Regions from separate parts of the Homo sapiens genome. Here region 2 is linked to region 1. A link is an interaction called in ENCODE POLR2A ChIA-PET data of the cell type or tissue named here. Cell type or tissue: K562. All regions are shown on one strand. Links, peaks and the distances in the headings refer to the core of each region. The heading gives the core; the rest is flanking DNA. Region 1 overlaps LAMC3 (laminin subunit gamma 3). Region 2 has its middle 32 kb from the start of LAMC3.

Region 1 (4,000 bases), core at 1-4,000:
TAACACCCCTATACTAGAAAGGGGAAGGGGGCCGTGGCTCATGCCTGTAATCCCAGCACTTTGGGAGGCCAAGGCGGGCAGATCACCTGAGGCTGGGAGTTCAAGACCAGCCTGACCAACATGGAGAAACCCCATCTCTACTAAAAATACAAAATTAGCCGGGCGTGGTGGCGCATGCCTGTAATCCCAGCTACTTGGGAGGCTGAGACAGGTGAATACCTTGAACCTGGGAGGCAGAGGTTGCAGTGAGCTGAGATTGCACCACTGCACTCCAGCCTGGGCAACAAGAGCGAAACTCCTTCAGAGAGAGAGAGAGCGAGAGAGAGTGAGAGAGAGTGAGTGAGAGCGAGAGAGCAAGAGAGAGTGAGAGAGAGAGAGAGAGAGAGAAAGCGAGTGAGAAAGAGAGCAAGCGAGAGAGAGCAAGAGAGAGAGCGAGAGAGAGCAAGAGAGAGAGACAGCGAGAGAGAGCAAGAGAGAGAGAGCGAGTGAGAGAGAGCGAGAGCGAGAGAAAGAGAGCGAGAGCGAAGGGAGGAAGGGAGGGAGGGAGGGAGGAAGGAAGGAACCTCCAGGCTGAGGGGACAATGGGAACCAAGACCCAGTGTCTGGCACATGGCAAATCAGCTGATGCAGGGGACCCGGCAGGAGGTGGGCTGGGTGTGGACCCCCAGGGCCTCGAATGGCAGGTGCTCCCTCCCTCTCCCCTGGGGCACACCTGGCTTCTGTGCCCCCCCACCCCCCACCCCACAGCAGCCACCTTCCGCTCTCGGGTTTGGGTCCTGGAGCCCTGCCACCCTGCCTCCCTCCTCCCTCCTACCTGCCGCCCACAGAGAAGTCGGACACGGCATAATAGTAGGACTGGAGCACCTTGGGGTCCTTGAAGATGTCGTCCCCAAACGTGTTGAGCCGGTCTAGAGAGATGAGGAGTTCGGTGCTGGTGACCCACTCCTGGGGCAGAGGGGAGAGGGTGCCATCAGCAGGTTCCTGAGTATTTAGTATTTACCCCCATCGCTCTGCTGGCAGATCCAGCTGGCTGCCCCGGGAGCTCCTGGGACACAGGAACAGGCCGAGCTCAGGCCAATTCTGAGAACACTGCAGAAATAAGGAGGCTGTGCTTTGGGGGTCACCCCAACCTGGGTGCTAGGCTACTGATTAGTGCAACTGCATTCAGTGTCTTAGAGCCTCCATTTTCCCATCTGTGAATTGGAACAAAAATAGCACCTCCCCTACAAACATGTCTGGGGGAGGGTAGCAAGTATCAGTGCTGGCTGTGAGGTCGGGCCCGTGGTCAGGAAGCAGCTGAGGTTTGGGCGGGCAGGGGTCAAAGCAGCCCACTGAAGACCCGGTTGTGCAGGTCACCTGGCTTTTCCCAGCAGCTCCTGCACCTCATTCCAGGGATACAGCTGGGGGACGGTGTGCCCCCGCAACCTTCTCCCCTGCTCAGTGGGGCCTGGCATGCAGCTGGCCCCGGGTTTCTTGGCTCCTCACATGCTGAGGGTCAGGCTCCTGTGGACAGGTCACCTGCCTCAGGTGACATCTCTTCCACGAGAGCAGGGACTTGTGGCCCCTTGTTCTCACTGTTTCCCTGGCCCTGGGCTCTGCCTGGCCCTAGCAGGCACTCGATAAATACCTGCTGATCCCTGAATGAGCAGCTTCCCCATGGAAGAGCGTGGAGGGGAAGTCGGGGAAAACCCACGTGAAGACTGACATTTTCACCTGCCTGCTGTGAGCAGCAGCAGCAGCTCCAGCTGAATATTAATCAGCGTTTTGATTCCGCCCAGGAGCCCCTGCTTTAGCAATCAGGCCCATCAGTGCAGAAAATGAGCTCCTGGCAGGCCATCTTTTTGCCCCAGCGTGACTCAGGCCGACGGCCCTCCTGCTCCCCGAGAGCTCGGCAACCGGAGCTACTGCCGGGGACCCAGGGCCTCTGCCAGAGGATGCCTTGGCCAGGGAGAGGGGTCCAGCACCCAAACACTAAAGTGGGAGCCTCTGCACCAAGCTAAGCTTGTGCTTGAGTTTGCAGGCCTGGATCACCCCAGGATGCACTTCCCAAAGCTCAGCGTGCATTCAGGGATCTGGTTAAAGTGCAGCTTCTGATTCAGGGGTCAGCGGTGGAGCTGGGGAGCTTGCGTTTCTCACAAGTGCCCAGGTACTGATGCTGCTGGGCCGGCTACTGGACAAGGAGCTGAGGCCTGGGGTGGGGAAGTCCCGCAGTCCAGAGCTGAACGCGCTGTGGCGATTCCTTCTCCAGAAAAAAGTGCCACCTGGAGAACTCAAACCAACTGGATACCAGAGCCAGGAGGTGCGGCGGCTACTGACACATATTGTATGGTTAGGGCTCGGGCCTCACGGTAACCCTGAAGTAGGTATTGTTATTAACCCCATTTAAAGATGAGGAGACTGAAGCTCAGAGAGGGTAACCCTTCTGTTCCAAGTTGCACAGCCAGTGCATGGCAGAGCTGGGATTCTGGTCTATCTGATCCCAGGGTCCCAGCTTTAACCACGAGGCTGGTCTGCCTTCCTGTGTCTATCCCAAAGCCCTTATCATGCCAGTGGGGCCCAGAGACAGCAATGACCTGCCCAAGGTCTCCCACCTCTGCTTCCTGGCCTGTGACCTGATCCATCAGTCTGCAAGGACAATGACCACAAAGGAATGGGGTCAAAATCTCTGAGACATAGGATGGATGCTGGGAGAGAGCAGCCTTAGCCTCAATTGCAGGGGGACTGTCTTGATGCCTTAAAAGTCATTTTAGGGCCTGGTGTGATGGCTCACACTTGTAATGCCAGCACTTTGGGAGGCCAAGGCGGGCAGATCCCTTGAGACCAGGAGTTCAAGACCAGCCTGGACAACATGGCAAAACCCCATCTCTACTAAAAATACAAAAATTAGCCAGTGTGGTGGCACACACCTGCAATCCCAGCTACTTGGGAGGCTGAGGCAAGAGAATTGCTTGAACCTGGGAGGCAGAGGTTGCGGTGAGCCAAGATCGTGCCACTGCACTCCAGCCTGGGCGACAGAGCGAAACTGTCTCAAAAAAAAAAAAAAAAAGTCATTTTAGGGCAATCCCCACTGAACCCAGGCACTGGAACTCCAGCTTAAGCTATGAGTGGGTGCTGGAGTTGATTTTAGATGGATCCCAGGACTCAGGCCATGGCATTAAGGAGAAGCAGGAGGTGGACAGCTTGGGCTCTATGTCCAAGGGGTGCTCAGGCGGCCCCTCAACTCTGGCGGTCTTACTCTGCAACAGCCAGGTCGACCTTCTCCTCCAAAGTCCTAGGCCCTTCCTTGGGGGTCAGAGGGACCCAAGACCCAGCAGCCACATCCTTCCTTCCAAGCTCTGTGTCCTCTGAGAAAGCACCTGCCCCCTAAATGTGTCCAGAGGGAGCATGAGGAGAAAAGAGCAAGGTAGACTTGCCTCTCTTTGTCCTGCTCTGCTCTTGGTTTCTGTCCAGAAGCAGCAGGGGAGATATTTCTCAAAAGGTCATCTCTCCATCAGGGACAGTGTCCAGAACACAAGAGGCAACAAGACAGAAAACCTCCAACAGCCAAGGGTGTCCCCACGGTGGTGGCTGCACAGACGCAGGTGGGAGCGGGGGCCGGCCCTCCCTGCCTGTCTTCATCTGACCTCGGGTGACGTTTTCTAATCTACAGAGCTTTGGAGCCCCGTGGAGAAGAAATTGTAATTTTTAAATAAAATCATGGTGACATGTACAATTTTAGTGGGACAAGCAGGGCCTGGACGTCTAGAGATGTGGTACTGTGTGATAAAGGATTCGGCTTGCCCAAAGAGGGGCCTGGCCCTTTGCCCTGGATCCAGGGGAGTGACCTCCATATCCTTGGATGTCCCTCCTGATAAGAGGGTCTTCCCTTGGGCCACACTAGGTAGTCTATGCGGATGATGTGATTTGCGGTGGGGGCCTCGGGCCACACAGAATCGGCTTCACCTCTGGAGGGGCTGGAGACAGGTCAGCCACACAGGTGGTCAGCCGTGTCTACACTGCC
Region 2 (10,941 bases), core at 3,224-7,223, 54 kb after region 1:
GAGACAGTAATCAGCATCCATTCAGTACCAGGGCTCCGAGAGATCCAGTAACCTGCCCAAAGTCACACAGCTTAAGAACAGTGGAGCTGGGCTTTGTACCCAGCCAGTCTCACTCCTCAGCCTCCTGGTCTTGGTCCCTGTGCTGTCCTTCCCCAGGGCCCTGGTCGCCCACAATGGGCTTGGCCAGACCAGGCGGCAGGAGGAGGCAGCGTGACAAGAGCTTTTTCCACAGTGGAGACGATTCCATTCCATCTCCTCGTCACTCCCTCCTCAATTATCTCACCACCTGGAACCTGAGAGAATGCAATCCACTTCGAAGGCAGAGTCTCACAGATGAAAGCCATGGCCTGCAACCCAGGCTGACAGCCCCGTGGCGGGGGCACCTGCCTGAGCCTCGCTGGCCCTGAGTGGAGGGCGGGGGCCGCAGGGAGGTGGAGAAGCCGCATGGCGAGTGGGCAGAGGCCGTTGTCTTGGTAACTCAGGCTGAGCTGACGCTGGCCCTCCTGGGATTTTTCCCTGTGATGAAAGGTGCGGTGAGGAGAGGGCGGGAGAGGAGCAGGGAACTTACCCAGCACCCTCCTTCCATGGAGGGGGGTTGCTGACTTAATAAGGACCAAAGGCAGCTTTGAGGATTCTTTTCTGCAGGAAACCTCAATCCCAGGTTTGAGACGTGGCTGAGTGAGGTAGGGGGTGCTGGGGAAGCCAGGCCCCTGGGGTGCAGCAGGGGAAGGGGTCTCCCCCACACCTGTACCCCATGGGGAAAGTCCTCAGGTTACAAACCCCATCCCAGGCCAGGGACAGCTCTTGCAAGGACCCAGTGGATCTGTGGCCCTGAGGGGAAGTGGGAGAGGCTCCTGCGAGGTGGGCCTGATGGTTCGGTGGTTAGAGCTCAGCCGGGGGAGGCCATGAGTCTCCTCTGCTTCCCAGGTGGTCACTTCCTTTTCCTCATCAGTAATGGGAAGATAATTGCAACCTTCTGGATTGGTTAAATGATGTATTGCTGCAAAGCCCTTAGCTCTAGCGGATGCCCCCATCCAAATGGATGGTGTTGCCATTACCATGCCTGGGGTGGGGAGGTCTAGCCCCAGCTTAACCAAGACCTTCACCCAAAGAACTGTGGGCAGTGGTCGGGAGGGCAGGGCAGCTTCCTCTTTTTTTCTCTTTCCTTTTCTTTTTTTAAGTGGCTTGCAGAATTGCAAAATCATCTCCCTTGTACTCAAAAGGATACAGAAGAGAAGCTTGCCCTGCCCGCTCTCAGGCAAGAGCACGTCCGCCATTGATCCATTATTCATTCAAGTTGCTTCTCTTTTAAGGATGTGGCCCGAGAGGTGGGTGGCCCAGGATGGGCAGGAGGGTCCAGGTTGCCTCTGCTCAACATTCTTTGCTCTGCCAGCCTATCGGCTCTGCCTTCTCTGTGAAGAGACCCCCATCTGCACGCCCACCCCCCCGTAATAGACATGACTTTGCAGTCAAACATCCACGTGCTCTAACCCAGGCCCCCGCGTACCTAGGCCGCATCTTGAGGAAGTGACGACGTGAGAGGCCAAACCTGGTCTCGTAACTGACTGTCCCCCAAAGCACCAACCCTGCTTGACCGTCGAGGGGGCTGTGCTGTACGCTGAGAGCTAAGGATGAGAACGTCTCTAATGAGGAGCAGGTGGATGGGCCCGGGAGGGGCTACATATGTTTTCTAAAGCTGCTTCCTCCGTACCACTGTGCAGGGCTCCCAGGACACCCCCCGCTGCCCAGGGGCAATGCTTCATTCCTCAGCAGCACCATGACAAGGTTCCTGTGTGTTGCATATGAATCAGAAGAGATTCGTTTCTTAGGCAGTTGATATGTGCACGGCCCTATGCTGAGGCCCTTTGTGCCAACTGCATGCTGGAGGGAATGTTATATCCATTTCACAGATGAGATAAGTGAGGCGCACAGGGGCGAAGTCCCTTGCTATTTAGAGGGGTATTTCCAGGAGGAGACCCTAGTCTAGGATTTCAGGGCAAGCGATTTCATGAAAGAAGAGCTCGAAGGAGAAGCTGGTAAGGAGTGAGGGAGGCAGGAAAGGGAAGAGGGAGACAGCAATAGGGTGGGTTTAAGAGAGGGCTGAGCTCAGCCTGCTCCCACGAGGTGCACTGGAGCATAGAGTGCACCCTCAGCTTTGCCTCATCCCAAGGCCAGGAGCTGGGCTTTTGCACCCGGCACCAGTCAATGGCTGCAAAGCCAAGCCTTGAGATGCTGGCGGAACGGAGGCAGTGCTCACAGAGGGGACTCAAGGGGGACCTGGCAGGGACACCAAAGGTCCTCCTCGTACTTGACTTGCAAGTCACACACCTCGCAAGTGGCAGAGCCAGGGTTCAAACCTAGCTCTGACCACTTGGGACGTTTCCCACTGCCCCAGCCTGCCCCGCCAGGGCCAGCTCTCTGTCCTCACTCAGAGCCTGCCCTTCCTCTCCAATCCCTGCTCTCTGCTTGGAAGCGAAGAGCCATGTTCTAGGCGCTGAAATGACACCAGCATAGATCGTCTGCTTTTATTATACCATGTATCGTATCATGCTCTAATCCACAGCCTCGCCATGGAAAATATAGACAGCGCGTCTCATGTATTATTTATGCAGTGGGACTCTGGGCTGGAGTAACATGGGGGCAGCCTTAGATATATACACGCTTGGCTCTGCAAACTCGGAGAAGTCCCTGTGCACAGAGGAACAATTAGACATTCCTGAATTAGGGCCCTTCTCTTTCGGTGACACCACAAACAAATGCTAAACAAAAAGTGAGTTGATTTAAAGAAAACGATTCTGGCTGGGCACAGCGGCTCAAGCCTGTAATCCCAGCAATTTGGGAGGCTGAAGCGGGTAGATCACTTGAGGTCAGGAGTTCAAGACCAGCCTGGTCAACATGGTGAAACCTCAACTCTACTAAAAATACAAAAATTGGCCGGGCGTGGTGGCACACGCCTGTAATCCCAGCTCCTCAGGAGGCTGAGGAATGAGGATCACTTGAACCCGGGAAGCAGAGGTTGCAGTGAGCGGAGAACATGCCATTGTACTCCAGCCTGGGTGATGGAGTAAGACTCGGTCTCAAAAAATAAAACAAAACAAGACAAAACAAAATAAAATAAGATAATAAAATAAAACAAAACCATTCTGTGACTGATTCTTTTTTTTTTTTTTTTTTTTTTTTGAGACGGAGTCTCGCTTTGTCACCCAGGTTGGAGTGCAGTGGCACGATCTCAGCTCACTGCAAGCTCCGCCTACCAGGTACACACCATTCTCCTGCCTCAGCCTCCCGAGTAGCTGAGACTACAGGCACCCGCCACCACGCCCGGCTAATTTTTTGTATTTTTAGTAGAGACGGGGTTTCACTGTGTTAGCCAGGATGGTCTCGATCTCCTGACCTCGTGATCCGCCCGCCTTGGCCTCCCAAAGTGCTGGGATTACAGGCGTGAGCCACCGCGCCCAGCCTCTGTGACTGATTCTTATTGGCCCATGGGTCTGGCAGGTGATGGAGGTTTGGGGAACACGGACTCAGATCACACTCCCCTTTGGGGAGATGTCCAGGAAGGGGAGGCGGGTCCAGCGATGCGTTCCTGGGATCATCCTTTCTGCCCTGTACCGAGCATCAACTCTGCACAGTCATCTCTTCCCGCAGCACCTCACTGACCGCACTCTGCACAGCACCCTGTGAAGTGGACGTCACTGAACCCATGTCCGGTGGCTCTCGCTGCCTGTCCCCCTTGGAGTGAGGTGTGGCCCTATGGCTCCCTCCAGCCAAGGAATCCAGACAGGGAGGGATGTGGGCTGCGTTCAGGTGTGGGAACCAATTAGCTGGGTGCGGTGGCTCATGCCTGTAATCCCAGCACTTTGGGAGGCCGAGGCGGGTGGATCACGAGGTCAGGAGATCGAGACCCTCCGGGCTAACACGGTGAAATCCCATCTCTACCAAAAATACAAAAAATTAGCCGGGCGTGGTGGCACCTGCCTGTAGTCCCAGCTACTCGGGAGGCTGAGGCAGGAGAATTGCTTTAACTCAGGAGGCGGAGGTTGCAGTGAGCTGAGATGGTACCGCTGCACTCCAGCCTGGGCTACAGAGTGAGACTCTGTTTCAAAAAAAAAAAAAAAAAATGTGGGAACCCCTGGCTCTCCCTCCACGTGTTCTGGCTCCTGTCAGCCTGGTTTCCAGAGCCCGTGGGGGATGGGTGTACCGTGTGAGAGAAGAACAAACTTGCGCTTTCCAGGCCGTGAGATTCGGGGGTTGTTACCCATCCTCTCGTGCCGATCGAGCATTTAACAGATAAGCACACAGTCAGGGCCAGACGCGCAAAGCGACCTTTCTGAGGTCATGCTGCTTGGAAATGGGGCAGCTGGGACACAGGGCAAGTCTCTTCACCCAGCTCAGGCTGCCAGAGTTGGACCCAGCCCCTATACCACCTCCTGGCACCAGCTTCCTTCCATCCCTGGGGCCAGCTGACTTTTTCAAAAGGCCAATCTGTCAACACGTCCCCTCAAGCGACACCTAGGCCTCTCCCAGAGCCCTCTGCTCTCCCCCGTGCGCTCAGCCTCACACCTCCGGGCCTTGGGGTGGCTGCCCTGGTCTTTCCGAGGACTCCTCCTCCCTCCACTACTCCCTACAAATCCACTGTCCATCCAGGAGCCAGTCCATCTTTCCCAAATGTGCGTCGGCTTACACCGTCTCCTGTCCAACGCCTGTTGCTGGCTCCGAAGCGCCCCTGGTGAAAGAGCCCTGGCGTGGCTCGCCAGGTCCGCCTGCTTTGGCCGCCGCGGGCCTCTCCACCTCACTCGCAGCACTCTTCATTTTGGGCCAGATGCTCCAGCCACACTGGCTCTTTCAGTCCCTCAGACACCGTGCTCATTCTGTTGCAGGCCTCGCAAGGCTGTTCCTGCTGCCCGGAACACTCTTCCCTGCAATTTTAGCCCAGCTCATTCACACCTCAGCTTCGGACCTCATCTCAGACACCTAAGAGGCTACTGCCGCGGGGGTCCAGCCACGAACTCTGTGTGTGTGTGTGTGTGTGTGTGTGTGTGTGTGTGCGCGCGCGTGTGCATGTATGTGCGCATGCATGCATGCCTGTGTGTGCGTGTGAACCCCGCCTCCCCTCACACCTGCCCCAGATGCTGCAGCCCCTGACCAGCCCCAGCCCTCGTGTGTTAAGCTTGCTGTTATTTCCCTGTTCAAGGCTCATCTCTCCCACTAGGACAGCAGCCTCATGCCGGGGGATTTGCCTTATTATTTTGTATCCCAGGGGCCTCGCCCAGCACCTGGCCCAAAGGAGGTCTTCAGTGAATACAGTCGGCCCTTCATATCCATGGGTTCTGCATCTGTGGATTCAACCAACCTCGGATTGAAAATATTTTTTAAAAAGGTTTGTACCTGTACTGAATATGTAGAGACTTTTTTCTTGTCATTATTCCCCTAAACAATACAATGTAACAACTATTTACATAGCACTTACATTGCATTAGGTATTATAAGTAATCTACAGATGATTTAAAGTACACGGGAGGATGTGTGTAGGTTATGTGCAAATGCTATGCCATTTTGTAGAAGAGCCTAGAGTATCCGTGGATTTTGGTATCCACAGGGGTCCTGGAACCAATCCCACATCGATATCCAGGGACAACTGTATTCACAGAATGAATGAGTGAGTGAGTAAATGAAGGCTTTACATTGCTTGATACCATGAGTGGCCATGAGTCAGGGAAAATGTATTTGAATTTCTCTGTCCAGGACACAGACCCAGCCACCCCTCAGGGAACTGCACCCAGGTGATGACCTCTCATGGATAAGCCACTGCCCTTCAGAGGGCGGCACCGTGTGTGAATTCACTGTCCGTCCTGCTCACAGGCCTGGCTGCACCTGAGATCCCTGTGCTTAGGGTCTGTGCTCTCTGAGGTTCATACACAGAGTCACTCATTCCTAAGAGTCAGGCCTCAAGCCCTGGAGCGTGGACCCCACAATGGTGCAGTGTCACCCGTCAGAAAGACCGTGAGCTTTGGAGCCAGAGAGACCCCGTTCCAGTCCCTCCTGCTAGCTGTGTGACCTTGGAGAGTCACTGAACATCTTGGTGGAAGCCTCTGTTTTCTCCTCTGCAGAATGGGCATAAAATGATGCCCACCTCCAAGAGCTGCCATGAGGATTCAGAGTCCATGTCCAGAGTCTTCAGCTGTTACGGTCATGACCTTGGCCTCCCAGCCCTGCCCTGTGGACCTGCACACCCAGGCAGGGACTGCTGACCCTGAGATTCAAGGTGTTAAAACATGAGTTGGAGGGCACATGTTCTCAGGATCTCCTGAGGGCTGTGTCACGGGCCATTGGTCACTATAAAATTAAATTAGGCCAGGTGCGGTGGCTTACGCCTGTAATCCCAGCATTTAGAGAGGCCAAGGTGGGCAGATCACCTGAGGTCAGGAGTTCGAGACCAGCCTGGCCAACATGGCTAAACCCCGTCTCTACTAAAAATAGAAATTTAGCAGGGCATGGTGGCACGTGCCTATAGTCCCAGCTACTCAAGAGGCTGAGGCAGGAGAATCACTTGAACCTGGGAGGCGGAGGTTGCAGTGAGCCGAGATCGTGTCACAGCACTCCAGCCTAGGCAACAGAATGAGACCCCATCTCAAATAATTAATTAATTAATTAAAAACGAGTTAGCTTTTTTTAAAAAAACTTATTTTAGATTCAAGGGTACATGTGCAGGTTTGTTATATGGATAAACTGCGTGTCACGGGGGTTTGGTGTACCGACAGTTTGATCACCCCAGTAATAAGCATAGTACCCAGTAGGTATTTTTTAATCCTTTCCCTCCTCCCAATCCCCACCCTTGAGTAGGCCCCCGTGTGTGTTGTTCCCCTCCTTATGTCCATGTATTCTTGTTGTTTAGCTCCCACTTACAAGTGAGAATACACGGTATTTGGTTTTCTGTCCCTGCACTTAGTTTGCTTAGGATAATGGCCACCAGCTCAATCCATGTTGCTGCAAAGGACATGACCTTGTTCTTTTTCATGGCTGCATAGTATTCTGTGGTGTATATGTACCACGTTTTCTTTATCCGGTCCACTATTGATGGGCATCGTGGTTAAATCTATGTCTTTGCTTGTGTGAATAGTGATGTAATGAACATGTACATGCATGCATCTTTATGGTAGAATGATTTATATTCCTTTGGGTATATACCCAATAATGGGATTGCTGAGTCGAACTGTAATTCTGTTTTAGGTTCTTTGAGGTCTTCCTACACTGCTTTCCATAATAGCTGAACTAATTTACGCCCCCTCCAGCAGTGGGCAAGTGTTCTGAAATACAGGTTAGCTCTCAGTGGAGACTTTCTCTCACACAGTCAGAAGGACCTGAGGGGCATTGACGATGGAGACTTTCACATCTGTAAAAGCCACTCACCTGTATGCACTCTCAGGGTGGAGGTACCTGCTGCAGGTGTGACGTCATTAAAGGTTGTCCCCACCGCAGATGGTGACCTCACCTAGGGAAAAGTCCCAGGTGTCCTACCAGGCTGTCTGGAGCTGGGCAGGGGCGCTGAACAGTGGTATCTGGGGGGAGATAAATTGATGGGCCATTTGGTGACCATTCTGTCTTCTCCCTGAGCTCAGGGAGGGGCTTGGTGCTTCCAGACCCCTGTTGCTTGTTTTTCTTTCTTTCTTTCTTTTTTTTTTTTTTGAGCAGAGCTCACCTGAGGTGGACAGAGTCTCCCTCTGTTGCCCAGGCTGGAGTGCAGTGGCACAATCTCGGCTCACTGCAACCTCTGCATCCCGGGTTCAAGCGATTCTCCTGCCTCAGCTCCCGAGTAGCTGGGATTACAGGCACCCACCACCAAGCCCAGCTAATTTTTTGTATTTTTAGTAGAGACAGGGTTTCACCGTGTTGGCCAGACTGGTCTCGAACTCCTGACCTCAAGTGATCCACCCACCTCAGCCTCCCAAAGTGTTGGGATTACAGGCGTGAGCCACTGCACCCAGCCTGGTGCTCATTTTTCTATTGAACTCCTTGCCGTGTTTCCAAGCCTGTGATCCTCTTGCCGTCATTAGCTATGGATGAGCAGAAGTCCCTGAGGTTGGAGAGGAATGAGAGGGATTGGGAAGGTGTGGGGAGCAGCCAGAATTGCAGGGTCCATGGCCTGGGTGGGGATTGCACCTGGGTAGGCGTCGCATCGGCCTCATTCCCACGGCCCCCGGGGAGTTCTGTGTGCCTCCCGCCTGGCAGAGGCTCCTAGAGACACTGGGAATCAGGTCTGTCCTCTGTGGCCCCACTTACTGCCTCCTCCGGGGACAGAGCTGCGCAGGGATGACCATGAGATCAACTGTGAGGCTGCAGGTGACTGCACGGCTCAGAAAAGAATTGCAGCTCCCTTGGCGGATCCCCCAGAACCCCCTGTGATGAGCTTTGGGAACATTTTCACCTCTTCATCAACGGGTACCCACTCGGGGCCAGCCGGAGGCAGGGGGAGGGGAACACTACCAGGCAGCATGCAGACGCAACTCCAGCCACCACCGCCCACAGGGGCAGACTAGCAAGAGGACCGTTTCGTGCCATGAGCTGTGATGGGAGGTACAGGCTGTGCACTGAGAGGCACCCATGACAGCTGGGGCAGGAGGCCGGCGGTCAGAGAAGACTGGCCCTGAGGATTGAACCGGGGTGAGCTGCGATACAAGGCAGAGGGGGGTGTTCCAGGCAGAGGGAGCAGCTTGCGCAAAGCCCGGGACGAAAGACAGAGGCAGGGCGTTTGTGTTCAGTGAGCTGAAGAAGACCAGGGTGGCTGGTACCCAGGGGGACAGGGGAGTGTGGCACCGGCTGGAGGGGTGGGCACCGGCAGCCCCTAGGATGGAGTCTGGGCTTTGTCTTACAGCTAGAGGCGGACGTGGATCAGGGAAGGGAAGCATTCTGCTCTGGCCCTCCTGTCCCACCCGGGAGGTGGCAGGGTCCATACCCAGCCCTGCTCAGCCCACCACCTGTCCTTGGCTCTAGAAGGTGGAGCCGGAGACTTTGAGTTGCTCAGGGGCCACCCAAACAGACAATGATGGCGACCGTTACGCCCCAGCCTCCGAGGTCTGCTGGAGGGTCATTTAAACAGCCGGAGGGTATTTGGGAGTCTGGGGCCAGGCTGCGGGAGGCAGGGAGCAGAGCTCACCTGCAGGTGGACGGCTGCACCTGCAGAGAAAGGTCACCCTGTGTTCGCCTCCATGGACCTGGTGCTCGATTGCCTTAGTTTACCCTCTGGGTGCCCACAGAACCAGGTTAATCCCTTCCACACAGCACAGCCACAAGGGAGTTTAGGCCTGGGCAAATAGCACACAGGGCCCTGGCTGCTGGGGGTGGGCTCAGTGACCCTTGGTGACTGTTCCCTCACACCATCTCCTCCTACTGCAAAGGCAGGACCCACTTACTGCTGGTCGCTGTCCCAGAGGCTGGCAGAGACGTCAGAGAAGGCAGGGCTGGCATCTCACGAATGGGAAGTGGGCATAACTGGGTAGCCTCCTCTGGTTGGGCCCTCAGTGGGCTGTGTGGCTGGGGCAGCCTGAGGTACCAGCCAAGGCCCCAGCCCATCTGCTGAGATTTCAAAGGCAAATGTTCTGAGAAAGAATGGGGCTTAATAAGCTCGGAGATCGATTCCACTGAAGGGAAGGAGAGAGGGAGAGATCAGAGAGACCTGGAGCAATACAGAGATAACAGCAGAGACAGACAGAGGGACAGAGACACAGAGACAGAGGGACAGAGACACAGAGACAGAGGGACAGAGACAGAGCACAGAGACAGAGGGAGCAGAGAGACACAGAGACAGAGGGACAGAGACACAGACAGAGCACAGAGACAGAGGGGGCAGAGAGACACAGAGACACAGCACAGAGACAGAGGGGACAGAGACACAGAGACAGAGGGGGCAGAGAGACACAGAGACAGTGGGAGCAGAAAGACACAGAGACACAGCACAGAGACAGAGGGGACAGAGACACAGAGTCACAGCACAGAGACAGAGGGGACAGAGACACAGAGTCACAGCACAGAGACAGAGGGCGCAGAGAGACACAGGCAGACACACAGAGAAAGAGGGAAGGAGAGAAACAGAAGCAGACACAGAGACAGATAAATACAGAGCTTCACAACAGAGACACACAGAGAGACACAGACCACAGAGACAGAGACACATGGAGAGACACAGACCACAGAGAGAGACACATAAAGACCACAGAGACAGAGACACACAGAGAGACACAGACCACAGAGACAGAGACACACGGACAGACACAGACCACAGAGAGAGACACATAAAGAGACACAGACCACAGAGACAGAGACACACAGAGAGACACAGACCACAGAGACAGAGACACATGGACAGATACAGACCACAGAGACAGGGAGACATGGAGAGATACAGACCACAGAGACAGAGAGACACAGACCACAGACCATAGAGAGAGAGACACACAGACAGACAGACACGGACCACAGAGACAGAGACACATGGAGAGATACAGACCACAGAGACATACGGAGAGACACAGAGACACACACACCATGGAGACAAAGAGAATCAGAGCCCTGCCCTACACAGAAACACAGACACACACACAGACAGAGACACAGGGAGACACACACCACAGGGAGAAAGAGAGGCCGGGCCCTGCCTCCCGACTACAGAAACAGAGACATGCAGAGACACACACTGAGACAGAGAGAGGTGGAGACACTGGGGCCTCCCAGACAATGAGAAAGTCAGTGAACCAGGGGAGGAGGGGAAGTCTCTGCTTGTGAACCAGTGGGGCGGGGGCAGAGGGGCCTGGGAGGGCCCGAGGGTCTGAGCCTCCTCAGGAAGCTGGAGAAGCTGCTGTGGGGCCGGCCCCTCCCCTAGCTCACTGGGGTCTCGGCTTGGTCCTCTTGCCCCTTAGGAGCATGAGGGGCACACAGGCTGCAGCT

Evidence for each region. ChIA-PET counts read pairs that join two places held together with the same protein. Peaks named below come from ENCODE experiments on the same cell type or tissue, not always from the same donor. Only the 100,000 strongest peaks of a DNase experiment are listed, where the experiment ranks them.
Region 2: POLR2A ChIA-PET joins it to region 1 with 8 read pairs; 4 of 35 experiments call an interaction of 5 or more read pairs at or near these places.

What each region holds. Positions count from the first base shown.
Region 1 is chr9:131,028,990-131,032,989 of GRCh38, reverse strand. It overlaps LAMC3 (laminin subunit gamma 3), which reads right to left. Exons shown (of 28, transcript NM_006059.4): 3 at 815-945. Among named protein-coding and RNA genes, the nearest start is that of LAMC3, 22 kb to the right of the region's middle. In K562, for the core only: no CTCF peak of the experiment used is centred there; DNase peaks (open chromatin) are centred at 1,279, 1,469, 1,574, 3,845 and 3 weaker places; H3K27me3 peaks cover 4,000 bases.
Region 2 is chr9:130,971,421-130,982,361 of GRCh38, reverse strand. No RefSeq gene overlaps it. Among named protein-coding and RNA genes, the nearest start is that of LAMC3, 32 kb to the left of the region's middle. RefSeq lists an enhancer at 358-878. In K562, for the core only: no CTCF peak of the experiment used is centred there; DNase peaks (open chromatin) are centred at 3,520, 4,364, 5,699, 5,964 and 2 weaker places; H3K27me3 peaks cover 3,834 bases.